2 separate regions of the Homo sapiens genome follow, and region 2 is linked to region 1. A link is an interaction called in ENCODE POLR2A ChIA-PET data of the cell type or tissue named here. Cell type or tissue: HepG2. All regions are shown on one strand.

Region 1 (8,000 bases):
AGGAGGCTGAGGCATGAGAATCACTTAACCACTGGAGGTGGAGGTTGCAATGAGCCGAGATCGCACCACTGTACTCCAGCCTGGCCTACAGAATGAAACTTTGTCTCAAAAAAAAAAAGTAAAGGCAGTATCCTTTTCCCCGTGGGGTTGTGTGAGGGGCTGTGTGTCCCGGGCTTTCCTTACATCTGTGCCTCAGTCCATCATGGCCCCAGTGTGGCCCAGCCCATCCACCTGGACAGCACCCAGCTCTCCAGGAAATTCATCAGCGACTACCTCTGGAGTCTGGTGGACACCGAGTGGTAGCCAGGAGCCTCGTGGCTGCGTCTTGCACCCAGCGGGCATCTGCCGTGGTCAGATCCATTTCAAATGAAATGTGGGGACATAGATCTTTTTTTTTTTTTTTTTGAGACAGAGTTTCACTCTTGTTGTCCAGTCTGGAGTGCAATGGCACAATCTCAGCTCACAGCAACCTCTGCCTCCTGGGTTCAAGCGATTCTCCTGCCTCAGCCTCCAAAGTAGCTGGGATTACAGGCATGCGCCACCACACCCAGCTAATTTTTTGTATTTGGTAGAGATGGAGTTTCACCATGGTGGTCAGGCTGGTCTTGAACTCCTGACCTCAGGTGATCCACCCGCCCGCCTTGGCCTCCCAAAGTGCTAGGATTCCAGGCGTGAGCCATCGTGCCCAGCTAGACGTCTTCCTTTTTTTTTTTTTTTTGAGACGGAGTCTCACTCTGTCGCCCAGGCTGGAGTGCAGTGGTGCGATCTCAGCTCACTGCAAGCTCCGCCTCCTCCCGGGTTCACGCCATTCTCCTGCCTCAGCCTCCTGAGTAGCTGGGACTACAGGCACCTGCCACCATGCGCAGCTAATTTTTTGTATTTTTAGTAGAGACGGGGTTTCACCATGTTAGACAGGATGGTCTCCATCTCCTGAGTTTGTGATCTGCCCGCCTTGGCCTCCCAAAGTGCTGGGATTACAGGTGTGAGTCACCGCGCCTGGCCTTTTTTTTTTTTTTTTTTACTGGATTTCTTTTTCTCCTGATTTTCGGCCTCAGCTCCTAGAGTGGCCTCAGCTAGGTAACCAACGGGAGTCGACTTATCTATGCCAGGCCTGCAGTTTCACATCTGTGACGGGATGGGACAAATGACACCGTGGTATTCGATGACAGCTCCCAGGTACTTCAAGGTTGGCCCTTACTCATTCAGGGGGTATGTTTGAGTGCCACGGTGTGCCCAGACTCTGCTAGGCACCAGAGAGACAAGATACGAGTGACATGGTTCTCCTCCCACTGCTGACGGAGGAATTAACACAAAAGCAGACAACACTCTAGAACTGGAGAGAGGTCCAGATTGCGACAGGAGCCACACCAGAGTGTGCAGGCTTCATGGAGGACAGAAGCGACTTTTGTGCCGGGACTTAAAAAGATAAGGAGGCCAGGTGTGGTGGCTCATGCCTGCAATCCCAGCACTGTAGAAGGCAGAGGCCGGCAGATCACTTGAGCCCAGGAGTTGGAGACCAGACTGGGGAACATGGCAAGACCCCATCTCTACAAAAAAATTAAAAAATTTGGCCTGGTGTGGTGGCTCATGCCTGTGATCCTAGCACTTTGGGAGTTAAAATACAACACTTCCCAGCTGCCCTTATAGTTAAGGTCTGGCCAGTGAAATGTATGTGGAAATGTTACATGACACTTCTAGAAGGATTCTTAAAAGACAAATACACCCTTTCTTCCCCCTTCCTATTTCCTGGAATGTGGGTGTGATGGCTGGAGCCCTGGCAGCCATACTGCCACGTGTACAGACGAGTGCCGTCCTTTAGGGATGACAGGAGCCTGGTTCCCTGATGATGGCAGAGCCAGATATCAGCACAAACTTATTTAAATGGGAGAGAGAAGGGGAGAACCAATCTCAACTTCTACCTTGTGTAAGCTGCTGGTTTTGGGGGTTTTCTATGACAGATACCAAAATAAACCCTAACTGAACATGTACTCCAGTCCAGGGCCGGCCAATCAATGTGTTCATCACTCTCCCATCCTCGGTGTTTTGGGTACCGCTAAGGAAAGGAGGCGTGCACACCACCTGCCTGCCTGAGGGAGGAGAGAGGGAGGTTGGGTCCCACTGACAGTTGTCCCCAGATACAGCTTTGCCCTTGAATGTGTTAGTTCCGTGAACTTGGGCTTGGGTTTCATCATGTCCCTTTCCACGACTGAACTTAAGTGCAGTTCTTAATCAGAGAGGGGCGTTTTTAGGCAGAGGGAACAGTAAGCTTTAACAGCGTCTGGTGGTGCTTGCCTGTAGTCCCAGCTACTCGGGCGGCTGAGGCAGGAGGATCACTTGAGCCTGGGAGGTTGAGGCTACAGTGAGCCATGGTAGTGTCACTGCACTCCAGCCTGGGTGACAGAATGAGACCCTGTCTTAGAAAGGGGCCAGCTGTTGTGGCTCATGCCTGTAATCCCAGCACTTTGGGAGGCCTAGGCGGGCAAATCACTTGAGTCTAGGAATTTGAGACCAGCCTGGGCAACATTGCGAAACCCCACCTCTACTAAGAAAAAAATAAATTAGCCGGGCATGGTGGTGCCTGCCTGTATCCCCCGCTACTTCGGGGCCTGAAGTGGGAGGATCGCTTGAGCCCAGGAAGTTGCCGTGGTGAGCTACGACTGCGCCACATCACTCCAGCCTAGGGGACGAAGTGAGACCCTGTGTCAACAACAAAAAAAAAGGGGGCCGGGCGCGGTGGCTCATGCCTGTAATCCCAACACTTAGGGAGGCCGAGGTGGGCGGATCACAAGGTCTGGAGATCGAGACCAGGCTAACACGGTGAAACCCCATCTCTACTAAAAATACAAAAAGTTAGCCGGGCATGATGGTGGGCACCTGTAGTCCCAGCTACTCAGGAGGCTGAGTGAGGCAGGAGAATGGCGTGAACGCAGGCGGCAGAGTTCGCAGTGAGCCGAGATCGAGCCACTGCACTCCAGCCTGGGCGACAGAGCGAGACTGTCTCAAAAAAAAAAAAAAAAAAAAAAAAGAAGAGACCAGGCATGGTGGCTCATGTCTGTAGTACCAGCAACATTGGGAGGCCAAGGCAGGTGGGTCACCTGACATCAGGAGTTCAAGACCAGTCTGGCCAACATGGTGAAACCCCATCTCTACTAAAAATACAAGTTAGCCAGGCATGGTGGCGGGCACCTGTAATCCCAGCTACTCTGGAGGCTGTGGCAGGAGACTTACTTGAACCCAGGAGGTGGAGGTTGCAGTGAGCCGAGATCGTGCCATTCCACTCCAGCTTGGACAAGAGTGAAACTCCGTCTCAGAAACAAAATTTTTTTAAAGGGATTTTTGAGTCTAGCCCTGAAATGTCAGGAGTCAGTCCATGCAGCTTGCAGAGCTTCTAAGAACGGCGGGCCTGGGTTTAGATGTGCAGTTAACTGTTCCTAGATGCCCTTGGGGCTGTTTTAATTTTCCAAGTTGGTGGGTTTTCTCTCTTTTTTCTTTTTTGAGATAGAGTCTAACTCTGTCGCCGAGGCTGGAGTGCACTGGCATGATCTCGGCTCACTGCAGCCTCAACCTCCTGGGCTCAAGCAAACTTCCCACCTCAGCCTCCCAAGCCGCTGGGACTACAGGTGCATGCCACCGTGCCCAGGTAATTTTTGTACTTTCGTAGAAATGGGATCTTGCTATGTTACCCAGGCTGGTCTCAAACTCCTGGGCTCAAGCGATCCTCCCACTTCGGCCTCCCAAAGCGCTGGGATTATAGGCATGAGCGACAGCGCCCGGCCGGTTCTTTTATGTGAGCTGAATTGGGAGCAGAGTCCTCTATTTGCATCCTTGACCCCCAAAGACCTGAAGACCTGAAGCAGAACAGGGCTGTTCCACCTCAGCTCTCGTGACATTGGGCCAGGCTGTTGTGTGTGTTGGGGGCTGTCCTGGGCGTAGTAGAACAGTTAACGTCATCCCTGGCCTCCACCCACCAAATGCCAGCAGCTCCCCCTCAGCCTTAACAACAGGAAATGTCTCCAGCTGTTGCCAGTGTCCCTTCGGGGAGGAAGTCACACACACAAAGCCTCTCGCCTGCCTTGAAGCCTCAGGCAGGGAGCAGTTTGCAAGTCAGGTGTCAGCGCCAGGGTTGGCTAAGCGCTGCTGTCACCTTGGCGGTCATTCCTTTCCCGCACACGGGACAGGATGCCTCCACTGGCCGGTTCACTGGGGCAACTGTGGGCGCCGGGAGTGGAGTGGGCCCAGCCCACGCACGGCTGAGCGTCCTGGGATGGGGGGATTGGGCACGTCTCCCTCTCGTCCTGCAAACTGCAGCTCTGAGTGCCCTGGAGAGAAAGCAGGCATGGGGCAGGGGTGCCGCTGTGACAAGGGTTCTGGGAGCCCAGGCTTATCTGTACCCCTGACCCAGGGCCCGTGCCCCCCCCAACCCTGGGGTTGGCGCTCCCTCCCCACAGGAATGACCTGGCTTTGTTCCCGGAGGGGGCCGAGGAGCCATTGCCCTGCCCTGTCACTCCACATCCCCTCCACCCCAGCAACCTGGGCCTCAGTTTCCCCAAGGAAGAGACGGTCCCATCAGGCGGCCTGTGCCGGGGCTCAGAGAGGCCCTGTGCCCACCAGCCACATCCCCATCCTCGTCCCCCCCAGGCAGGTCCAGGGTCCCCTCTATGGGGAGAGCGAGTGGGAGAGGAACGCGGCCTGGTGGGGGCCCAGCAGGCGGGTTCCGGGAGGTGCCTGATCTCCGGGGCTGGGAGAGGCCCCACTCCACATGCCTGGCCCCTGACTCACTGCCCAGCACTGGCTGGATGCCCAGGACAGCCTGAGGCCGGTGGCCTCCGGCCCCGCCCCCATCCCACCCCCGCCCCCGTTTGTTCTCCCTCTGAGAGCTGTGCCTTCAGCCACCGGCTCTTTCCTGAATGATGGAGGCCGGCCAGAGGCTTGCTGATGGCTCAGCCCAGCCCTGCTGAGGTGGGAGTAAGGTTTCAGGCACCAGGACACAGGGTTCCACACTAGTCCCTGCAGCACTGAGGCTCAGCCCCAGGACCATCCATTTTACAGATGGGGAAACTGAGGCACACAGGACAAGGACCACCCTGGAGTCTGAACTTCAGCAGTGAAGCCCCCAAGCCCTCCCTAGGGGCAGGGTGATCTAACTCAGGACCAGGGGCAGCGTGTGTATATCAGTAGCCCCTGGAGGATTATGCTGGCTTCTCAGATGGGAAGCAGCCCCTTTGAGGAGTCCACCCTGTGTCCGAAGCCACCCAGGTGAGAAGAGGCCAAGCCAGGGTGGGCACCCACACCTGCACCTGCTCGAGCTCCAGAGGGCAGCAGTGGGGCAGCCTGAAGCTCTAGCCACTTAGTCATTACGGCAAGAGGTGTGCAGGTCATGAATTCACACCATGGCCAGCCCCCTGCTCGTAACTGGTGTTTCTGGGGACGGGAGCCCAGGGGCTATGGAGTCTCGAGGTTGAACCCTTCCTCGGGCCCTAGTGCTCCCTGGGCGGCTTCTCCTGAGGACTAGACTTGGGTACCTTTCCCCAGGACTCCTCAGGCCCTGGCGGGGATAAAGTGCATCCTCAGGCCAGTAGTGGGGGCCACCTAGAGGGGCAGGCAGCTGGGAGCAGCTTGGGATGGCTGAGCCATTTTTTTTTTTTTTTTTTTAGAGACAGGGTCTCACTCTATTGCCTAGGCTGGAGTGCAGTGGCGCGATCACAGCCTCACTGCAGCCTCGAATTCATCAGGTCAAACAGTCCTTCTGCCTCAGCCTCCTGAGTAGCTGGGGTCAAGCCTTTCATGCAACCCTCCTCCAGCCTGGCATTCAGTGCCCCTTCCCTGATAGTTCTGGACTAAGAGGTGGTCAAAGTTCTTCCCAGTTTACGGTTAAAAGAAACAGATCGCAGCCGGGCACAGTGGCTCACCCCTGTAATCCCAGCACTTTGGCAGGCTGAGGCAAGCAGATCACGAGGTCAGGAGTTCGAGACCAGCCTGGCCAAGATGGTGAAACTCCCGTCTCTACTAAAAATACAAAAATTAGCTGGGCACGGTGATGGGCACCTGTAATCCCAGCTACTTGGGAGGCTGAGGCAGGAGAATCGCTTGAACCTGTGAGGCGGAGGTTGCAGTGAGCCGAGATCACGCCACTGCACTCTAGCCTGGGTGACAGAGCAAGACTGTCTCAAAAAAAAAAAAAAAAAAAAAAAGAAAGAAAGGAAAAGAAAAGAAACAGATCGCAATGGGGCTTGCCTGTGCATGGGAAGTTTTCAAGGCTGGATTTGAACCCATGGTTGTCGGATCTGAAGTCTCAGTCTCCCTTCTAGGCTGGACAGGATGGGAGAGGCCAGGAAGACCAGTTTTGTGTCATTGGCATGACAGTGTTTGGGTTCCGGAGGGGACCCCCCTGAGGTCTGGGACTACAGCCTCCAGGCAACTCATCTAGGAATGTGGGCCACCCTTGTCGACTCTCATGGTGGCCCCACAACCTCCAGTGGCCTCCCTTTTTTTTTTTTTTTTTTTTGAGATGGAGTCTTGCTCTGTCACCCGGGCTGCAGTGCAGTGATGCGATCGCGGCTCACTGCAACTTCTGCTTCCCGGGTTCAAGTGATTCTCTTCCCTCAGCCTCCTAAGTAGCTGGGACTACAGGCACCTGCCATCACGCCCCGCTAATTTTTGTATTTTTTGTTTTATTTTGTTTTTTTGAGACGGAGTCTCACACTCTCACCTGGGCTGGAGTGCAGTGGCACCATCTCGGCTCACTGCAAGCTCTGCCTCCCGGGTTTACACCATTCTCCTGCCTCAGCCTCCTGAGTAGCTGGGACTACAGGCTCCTGCCACCATGCCCGGCTAATTTTTTGTATTTTTAATAGAGACGGGTTTCACCGTATTAGCCAGGATGGTCTCGATCTCCTGACCTTGTGATCTGCCGCCTCAGCCTCCCAAAGTGCTGGGATTACAGGCATGAGCCACCACGCCCGGCTAATTTTTGTATTTTTAGTAAAGACGGGATTTCACCATGTTGGCCAGACTGGTCTGGAACTCCTGACCTCAGGTGATCCACCCACCTCGGCCTCCCAAAGTGCTGGGATTACAGCCACTGCACCTGGCTGGCCTCCCATATTTACTTAGAAATGTGGACTGGGCCAGGTGCTGTGGCTCACGCCTGTAATCCCAGCACTTTAGGAGGCCAAGGCAGGAAGATTGCTTGAACCGAGGAGTTCAAGACCAGCCTGGACAACACAGTGAGACTCCTGTCTCTACAAAAAAAAACTAAAAAATTAGCCAGGCATGGTGGCGTGCACTCGTAGTCCTGGCTACTTGGGAGGCTGAGGTGGGAGGATTGCCTCAACCCTGGGAGGTCAAGGCTGCAGTGAGCTAGGATTGCACCACTGCGCTCCAGCCTGGGTGACAAAGCAAGACCCTGTCTCAAAAAAAAAGAGGGGGGAGCGGGGGGAAGAAAGAATGAAGGAAGGAAGGAAGGAAGGGGAAGGGAAGGAAGGAAGAAAGGAAGGAAAAGGAGAAAGAGGAGAGGGAGAGGAGAAGCCGGTGTGGTGGCTCACGCCTGTAATCCCAACGCTTCTGGAGGCCGAGGTGGGGCAGATTGCTTGAGGTCAGGAGTTCAAGACCAGCTCAGCCAACATGGTGAAACCCTATCTTTACTAAACACACAAAAACTAGCCAGGCGTGGTGGTGCGTGCTTGTAATCCCAGCTACTCAGGAGGCTAAGAGAATCGTTTGAACCCAGGAGGTGGTGGTTGCCTTGAGCTGAGATCGCACCACTACACTCCAGCCTGGGCGACAGAGCGAGACTCCGTCTCAAAAAAAAAAGAGAGAGAAACAAAGGAAGAAAGAAGGAAGGAAGGGAGGGAGGGAGGAAGGAAGGAGAGAGAGAAAGGAAATGAAGGAAGAAAGAAAAGAAAAGAGAAATGAGTACTGTAAGCCTGTGGCCCGCCAGACCCTCCTTCATGGAGCCACACCCCAGTGGAGGCCACTGTGTCAGTTTTTCTGTAGACGGG
Region 2 (8,000 bases), 95 kb before region 1:
CCACCAAGGAGATTCTGGAGTTCCCCGCCCGCGAAGTCTATGCCCCCCATACCAGCTACAGGTACGGCCTCTGGGGCCCAGCTGGGCACTTGAATGGGAGGTATTCATACATCATGCTGGGTGGGGTCTCCCTAAGCCAAGGACACACACAGACACCCTGGGTGAGATGCCACGACTCTGCTTTAATGAGGGGTGTGTAGGCATGAAAGGGTACATGTCCTTCCTCCACCCCTCCCCAATGGGGCTACATCCTCTGCCTTTGTCCCCGCCTGCGTCTGTCTCTGCTCTGTGCTCAGAAGTGGGGCCCGGCGCCCTGGCTGATCCCAGTGAACAGGCAGCTCCTCCCTGCACAGGGGCCTCACGGGGCGTGGAAGTGTTCCTTGCAGCATGATTGGTCCTCAGTTCCATCCAGGCAGATTCAGGCTGGGAGCGCCGCTGTGTGGAGTCTGGGGAGGGAGATGTGGCTCAGCCCAGGTGAGGGGGCCCCTTTCCAGCTGCCCTGTGCGCCCCCCATCCAACTGCCCTGCCTGCCAAACCCCTGCCAGGCTCACCTCTCCTGGATCTGTCGCAGCCGATGCTGCTGTGCCACCATCTCCCGCCTCTGCCGCTGCACGTGGCCTGTGAGGGCCCATAGGATGTGGCTCTGCTTGTCAGCGTGAGCCTGTGGGGGTCAGAATGGAAACCTCAGCCGACAGCCACCTCACCTCCCATCCCCTGACCCTCTGCCCCAGCCCCTCATTGTATCTGTGTGACCCAGCAAGTCAACAATGCTCTTTGGCCTCAGTTTCCCCATCTGTAAAATGGGGATAAAATAGGACTCACTTCATGGGGAGGTGATGAACATCCTATGGATTTTTTTTTTTTTTTGAGTCTCTCTCTGTCACCCAGGCTGAGTGCAATGACACGATCTCAGCTCACTGCAACCTCCACCTCCCAGGTTCAAGCGATTCTCCTACCTAAGCCTCCTGAGTAGCTGGGACTACAGGCATGTGCCACCACGCCCAGCTAATTTTTTGTATTTTTAGTAGAGACGGGGTTTCACCATGTTGGCCAGGGTGGTCTCGAACTCCTGACCTTAAGTGTTCCACCCACCTTAGCTACCCAAAGTGCTGGGATTACAGGCATGAGCCACCATGCCCGGCCATCATATGGATTATTAAAGGGCATAGAACAGTGCTGGGTACTTACTGGGTGCTCACAAAATGTTACCAGTTTCTCTAGTAGTAAGAATTTATTGGCCAGGTGTAGTGGCTCACACCTGTAATCCCAGCACTTTGGGAAACCGAGGCAGGCAGATCCCTTGAGGTCAGGAGTTCGAGACCAGCCTGGCCAACATGGTGAAATCCCATCTCTACTAAAAAATACAAAAATTAGCTGGTGCACCTGTAATTCCAGCTACTCAGGAGGCTGAGGCAGGAGAATCACTTGAACCTAGGAGGTGGAGGTTGCAGTGAGCCAAGATCACACCACTGCACTCCAGCCTGGGCAACAGTGAGACTCTGTCTCAAAAAAAAAAAAAAAAAGAATTTATTGAGCACCAACTGTGTGCCCGCCCCATGCTGAATATTTTACCTGCATTGAGTACCTGGCCCTACTGTGAGATATCAGGTGTTGCCCTTATTTGCAACTGAGGCACACAAAAGGGAAACTGAGGCACACAAAAGGACTTGAGTTTTGTCTGGGGACATGCAGGGTAGAGGCCACAGAGCTGGGAGGCTGATCTGGGAGGTCTTTGGGACTCAAGGTGCAGAAGCGAGTTCTGGCCGGAAATCAGGGTCTCAGCCCACTAGGGTTGGGGGAGCTCCTTACCTTTAAGACCTCAAATTCTCGGTAGGCAGGGCCCAGCCAGGCGCTCCTCAGCTGGACTTCTAGCCGCTGCACGCTGTCCCGTAGCACCTTCTGTGCCTGGGCCACCTCCCCCAGCACCTCAGCTGTGGCCTCTGCCTGCAGCTGCAGAATATCCTCCTCCATCTGCTTAATAAACAGTGGGTCACTAGTAGGATGTCCAACTCATCTTTGTGTACCTAAGGACTTGCCTGAGTTTATCGCTGAAAATCTTGTATCCCAGGAATCCCTTCAGTCCTGGGCAAACCAGGATGGTTGGTTACCCTAGACACGAACTCCTCTTTGGACTCCTGGCCACCCCACAGTGTCGCAGCTACGGTGCCCACCTGAGTCTCCAACAGGCTTGCCCGAAGTTCCTGGGCTGCATCCCGGCCCCGGCTGACCTCCTGCCCCAGGAGTTCTATTGTGCGGCCATAGAGACCCAGGCTGTTCCTGGCCTTTGTCAGCCGTCCCTCCGTGGTCCTGTACACACCGTTGAGGGCCTGGCCCAGCTGCAGGGTCCCATGGAAGAGCAGGGTCAGCTCCTCATGCTGTGCCAGTTCTGGGCCGCCCATGGGGGCCGCTGAGGCAGGCCGGGTCACCATTGCCAGGGCCCAGAGCAGGCACAGAGCAGGCACTGGCATGACTGAGGGTCTAAGGTATAGCCACAGCACTGTCACTGAAGCCTTTTATGCCTCATACCCCCACTGATCCCCAGTCAATCGTTAACTGGCCGACCTGGTGCCCCGCATTGCACAAGGGCCTGGCAGTGGTGCGATAGTTGCATCAGGCGAATGTCCGGCTAGGCCACGCCGGGATCACGCTTCCTGGGGCTCAGGGCCAGGTGTGGGTGGGGGGCATTGGGAGAGGACGGGCCCCAGACCCTGCTGGGAGTTCCTGAGACTCACCATGCTGAGCCTGTTTCTCCATCTATGAATAGGCATCGCAATGATGATGGTAATAACAGTAAAGATTTTATAAGCATTGATGGTTTGCCCTGAGCTGTTTGACCTGCCATTACAATATCTGCTCTTGTTCCCCTCCCACATACTTGCCACGTGGGGGCTTTTATTGGCCTGGTTAGTATCCAAGGGGGCAGGTGCAGGTGGCAGAGACTCTCCCAAGGTCACACAGCCTGATCTCCAAGACCTGCATATGCCCAGATCACCACTGACTGCCATTTTACTCCGTGGGTGATTGTGCAAGTACCTCAGTTTCCCTGCTTGTAAAATGGCGGTGATGTTAGTCCTGCCTCATGAGCTACTTGTGAGAAGTAAATGAGTTATTTCATGTTGAGTGCTTAGAACAGAGCCTGGCACACAGTAGGCGCGATTATTTCATTGTTGTAGTAATAGTGTTTGGTGCAATTATTGTCATTGTTGTTATTTATCATCATCAGTATCATTACAAAGGCTCAGCTGGAAGGCCTGAAGTGCCCATTATACACATAGGGAAACTGAGGCCCAGAGAGGGGTCAAGGCTTGCACAGAGTTGCCCCTGGGGGAAGGAGGCAGGACTCGGACTCTGGCCTCAGTTTCCCCACCTGAGAAACAGGCCACATAACTCTAGTGACCTCCTGGGGGAAGGGCAGTCAGGCCCTTGGGTGGGGCTTAGGCTTGACCACTGGCCACCTGAGGTACCTTGGAACTCTGGCCCTGAGTGCCTCGCTATTCTCTGCCTTCTGTGTGTCACTGTGCCCCATGAGTGCCTCCAATGTCCTTCTGTATTCCCACCCTCTACCACACTGTTCCCAATCTGTGTTTTTAGGGTGCTCGCTTGTCCCCCACCCTCTGCCCTCTGTCCTATCTCCTGACTGATACCTGTATTACCTCTCACCGGGCCCTCAATGCCCCAGCCTCATGACCTACTCTTCCTGGACTGTCTGTGCTCCCAGCCAGCCTTGTCCCATCACCCCAGCCTTGTATGTGCACCTTCAGGGCCCCTGTCCCTCTGACACCCCCATCCTGCCCCCCACAGGAACCTGCTGTACGTGTACCCGCACAGCCTCAACTTCAGCAGCCGCCAGGGCTCCGTGCGCAACCTTGCTGTGCGAGTGCAGTACATGACAGGCGAGGACCCCAGCCAGGCTCTGCCGGTCAGTGGCTGTGCCCCAGGGAAGGGGGGTAGGGCATCCCCCATGGGTCCCTCATGAATCCACTCTCCCAGGTCATCTTTGGCAAGTCCAGCTGCAGTGAATTTACCCGCGAGGCCTTCACACCGGTGGTCTACCATAACAAGTATGTAGGGGGACACGTGAGGAACTTGGGGGCACTCATGGGGGTAGGAGGATGTCCCTTATATATACACATAAGGCAGCATCGATGGGAAGATGGGGGACAGGAAGAAGAGAGGTAGAGGCTCCCAGAGTGCTAATGAGGGAAGCTGAGGCAGACAGCAGAGACAGTGGGGCCTAGCAGCAATAAGGGCGTGGCATGGCAGAGGTGATGGGGCAGACAGTGGGGACCCCAGCCCCCAGCAGATCCCCCAGCCCGATTCTGCCAGGTCCCCCGAGTTCTACGAGGAGTTCAAGCTGCATCTTCCAGCCTGCGTGACAGAGAACCATCACCTGCTGTTCACCTTCTACCATGTCAGCTGCCAGCCCCGGCCGGGCACTGCCCTGGAGACACCCGTGGGCTTTACTGTGAGCCGTCCCCTCCCTCCCTCCCCCTGAGCCCTCCTCGTCCCCCAACCTGGCCGCAGACCTGACCTCCAGCCTCTCCCCAGTGGATCCCACTGCTGCAGCACGGGCGCCTGAGGACCGGCCCCTTCTGTCTCCCAGTGTCTGTGGACCAGCCGCCGCCCAGCTATTCCGTGCTCACACCCGATGTATGTGCCCTGGAGCTCCTGCCTGCCAATGCACTGTCCCCAGAAGCACTCCCGAGTCACCTGCCTTCCTTCCTGTCAATCCTGGGAGGCTTGTTATCCTCTACTGGTGCCTCCAGGGCCCCCGTGTAGCTCATTATTCCCCTATTAATGCCTCTCTGTGTCCTACATGTCCTCCCCAAAGATTCCCATTGCCTCTCTGCTCCATTCCCACTTTAGCCACCCTGACTGCCTTCCTGATCACTGTCCCCTGCCCTCGTAGTACCTTATCATTCCCCATGAATGCACCATTGTTAATGACCCTAGGCCTCAAATCCTCCTATCCTGTTTCCTGACCTACTCAATGAATATTCATTCACCCTGTGTCTCCATTCTCTGCCCCCGTCTTGGCATGTGGATTTCCAGCCTGCCCAGTGGACCCTCTCAGTCTACTGGGACCAGGGCTGGGGGCAGGGTGCTTGGCTGCACCCCCAGACCGGGCTACACTCACGCTGCAGTGTCGCAATGGCTGGGGCCGCTGGGTGACCTGATCAGTCAGGGAGGGCTGACCAGTGCCCACCTGGTGCCTCCCTCCCACAGGTGGCGCTTCCGGGCATGCGCTGGGTGGACGGTCACAAGGGCGTGTTCAGTGTGGAGCTCACAGCCGTGTCCTCTGTGCACCCCCAGGTACGGGGTGGGCCGGGAACCAAGAGTCCCGCCCTGCTCCCCTCTTGCCTGCCCTACGATTGAGTAACAGTTGCCGATGGCCGGGGAGGTCTGGCCTCAGGCCTTGGACGTGACTTTGGTCAGCTGGACCCAGCTTTAAGGGAAGCTGCTGATTCAGGCAGGGGTGGTCTTCATTCCCTGAGGCCCCACCCTGCTCACTCCACATCCCTACCCAGGACCCCTACCTGGACAAATTCTTCACCCTGGTGCACGTCCTGGAGGAGGGAGCCTTCCCATTCCGGCTCAAGGACACTGTGCTGAGCGAGGGCAACGTGGAGCAGGAGCTGCGGGCCAGTCTTGCAGCACTGCGCCTGGCCAGCCCCGAACCCCTTGTGGCCTTCTCCCACCACGTGCTGGACAAGCTCGTGCGTCTGGTCATCAGGCCCCCGATCATCAGTGGCCAGATTGGTAAGCGAATGTGGCCTCAGACCTCAGTTTCCCCATCCACATGGCTTCTCAGTCCTGAGGTCCTGAGGGATCTTCTATAAGCCCATTTACCTCTCTGGCCATTTTTCTCATCTGAAAAATGACCTCCAGTCCCCTGCACCCAGAGAAGGTCTTCTGTGACCCTTTGGCCCGGGTGCAGCGGTTCACGCCTGTCATCCCAGCACTTTGGGAGGCCGAGGCGGGCAGATCACCTGAGGTCGAGAGTTTGAGACCAGCCTGACCAACATGGAGAAACCCCTTCTCTACTAAAAATACAAAATTAGCTGGGCGTGGTGGCGCATGCCTGTAATCCCAGCTACTCGGGAGGCTGAGGCAGGAGAATTGCTTGAACCTGGGAGGCGGAGGTGACAGTGAGCCGAGATCATGCCACTGGACTCCAGCCCGGGCAACAGAGCAAGACTCCATCTCAAAAAAAAAAAAAAAAAAAAATTTGTGACCCCTTAATGAGCACATGATCCCTCAAATCCTGATGTCTTTATATTTGGAAAGTGGGCGGGGAGGTGAGAGGCCTTGGGCCCTGGAACTTGACCTCTGCTCTGCCCTGCAGTGAACCTGGGCCGTGGAGCCTTTGAAGCAATGGCCCATGTAGTCAGCCTTGTTCACCGGAGCCTGGAGGCAGCCCAGGATGCCCGCGGTCACTGCCCACAGCTGGCTGCCTACGTCCACTACGCCTTTCGCCTTCCTGGCACTGAGCCCAGCCTCCCGGATGGTGAGTTTGTAGAAATCCCTGTGAGACGAGAAATATCTGGGAGAAGAGGCTGGGTGCGGTGGCTCACGCCTGTAATCCCAGGACTTTGGGAGGCCGAGCTGGATGGATCATTTGAGGTCAGGAGTTCGAGATCAACTTGGCCAACATGATGAAACCCTGTCTCTACTAAAAATACAAAAATTAGCTGGGGCCAGGCATGGTGGCTAATGCCTATAATCCCAGCACTTTAGGAGGCCAAGGCAGGGGGATCACTTGAGGGGGTCAGGAGTTCAAGACCAGCCTGGCCAACATGGTGAAACCCCGTCTCTACTAAAAATACAAAAATTAGCCAGGCATGGTGGTAGGTGCCTGTAATCCCAGCTACTAGGGAGGCTGAATCATTTGAACCCAGGAGGCAGAGGTTGCAGTGAGCCAAGGTCATGCCACCGCACTCCAGCCTGGGTGACAGAGTGAAACTCCATCTCAAAAAACAAAAACAAAAACAAAAATTAGCCAGGTGTGGTGGCGCACGCCTGTAGCCCCAGCTACTCAGGAGGCTGAGGCAGAAGAATCACTTGAACCCGGGAAATGGAGATTGCAGTGAGCTGAGATCACGCCACTGCACTCCAGTCTGGGCAACAGAGCAAGACCCTGTTTCAAAAAAAAAAAAATAAGAAAGAAAGATCTGGGAGAAGAGCATCCAGGTAGTGAGAATAGCATGTGCAAAGGCCCTGAGGCCTCACAGGCCTTGGCTGGTTTGAGCAACTTGCAAGAGAGATAATGTTTTGCCCACTTTTGCCCCATCCCTGGGGTGTGGCTTCTGTGTGCTTGGCTGGAAAACGATTCAGATAGTCAGCAAGCCTCTTCAGTAGCTTGGAGCGGAGACTGAAGCTGAGCTGCCTAGATGTGAATCCTGGCCCTGCCACCTACAGTCTCTGTGACCTTGGGCAAGTGACGTCACTTCTCTGAGCCTGTTTTTCCTTTTGTAAAACAGGGATAATAATAGTACCCACCTCATGGGGGCACTGGTAATAGTAAGTGACATAGTAATCCACACAAAATGGTTAGCACATAGTGAACCCTCAATAGAGTTGGATTTTTTTTTTTTTTTAATTTGCCAAATAAACACCAATCCCTATGTGTCAGGCATTATTCTCAGGGTTTTTTTCTTTTTTCTTCTTTTTTTTTTTCTTTTTTTTAAGAGTCAGGGTCAGCCAGGCATGGTGGCTCACGGCTGTAATCCCAGAACTTTGGGAGGCTGAGGCAAGTGGATCACCTGAGATCAGGAGTTTGAGACCAGCCTGTCTCAAAAAATAAAATACGCCAGGCACAGTGGCTCACGCCTGTAATCCCAGCACTTTGGGAGGCTGAGTCAGGCAGATGACAAGGTCAACAGATCGAGACCATCCTGGCCAACATGGTGAAACCCCGTTTCTACTAAAAATGCAAAAATTAGCTGGGCATGGTGGCTCACGCCTGTAGTCCCAGCTACTTGGGAGGCTGAGGCAAGAGA

Evidence for each region. Peaks named below come from ENCODE experiments on the same cell type or tissue, not always from the same donor. Only the 100,000 strongest peaks of a DNase experiment are listed, where the experiment ranks them.
Region 2: POLR2A ChIA-PET joins it to region 1 with 22 read pairs; 3 of 35 experiments call an interaction of 5 or more read pairs at or near these places.

Annotation. Positions count from the first base shown.
Region 1 is chr19:11,139,486-11,147,485 of GRCh38, reverse strand. SPC24 (SPC24 component of NDC80 kinetochore complex) reads left to right here. Exons shown (of 5, transcript NM_182513.4): 5 at 197-1,993. The coding sequence ends at 303. Among named protein-coding and RNA genes, the nearest start is that of SPC24, 12 kb to the left of the region's middle. RefSeq lists enhancers at 4,048-4,990, 4,991-5,934, 3,459-6,231. In HepG2, a CTCF peak has its summit at 5,310 (motif pointing right); DNase peaks (open chromatin) are centred at 3,945, 4,805 and 5,265; H3K4me3 peaks cover 730 bases.
Region 2 is chr19:11,234,106-11,242,105 of GRCh38, reverse strand. DOCK6 (dedicator of cytokinesis 6) reads left to right here. Exons shown (of 48, transcript NM_020812.4): 14 at 1-61; 15 at 3,802-3,919; 16 at 3,991-4,061; 17 at 4,327-4,465; 18 at 4,549-4,650; 19 at 5,227-5,313; 20 at 5,529-5,760; 21 at 6,347-6,508. ANGPTL8 (angiopoietin like 8) reads right to left here and starts at 2,487. Exons shown (of 4, transcript NM_018687.7): 1 at 2,172-2,487; 2 at 1,810-1,971; 3 at 552-661; 4 at 163-446. The coding sequence starts at 2,468. The coding sequence ends at 419. RefSeq lists enhancers at 4,161-4,971, 4,972-5,782. In HepG2, no CTCF peak of the experiment used is centred here; DNase peaks (open chromatin) are centred at 2,555, 4,985, 5,225, 7,435 and 2 weaker places; H3K4me3 peaks cover 3,474 bases.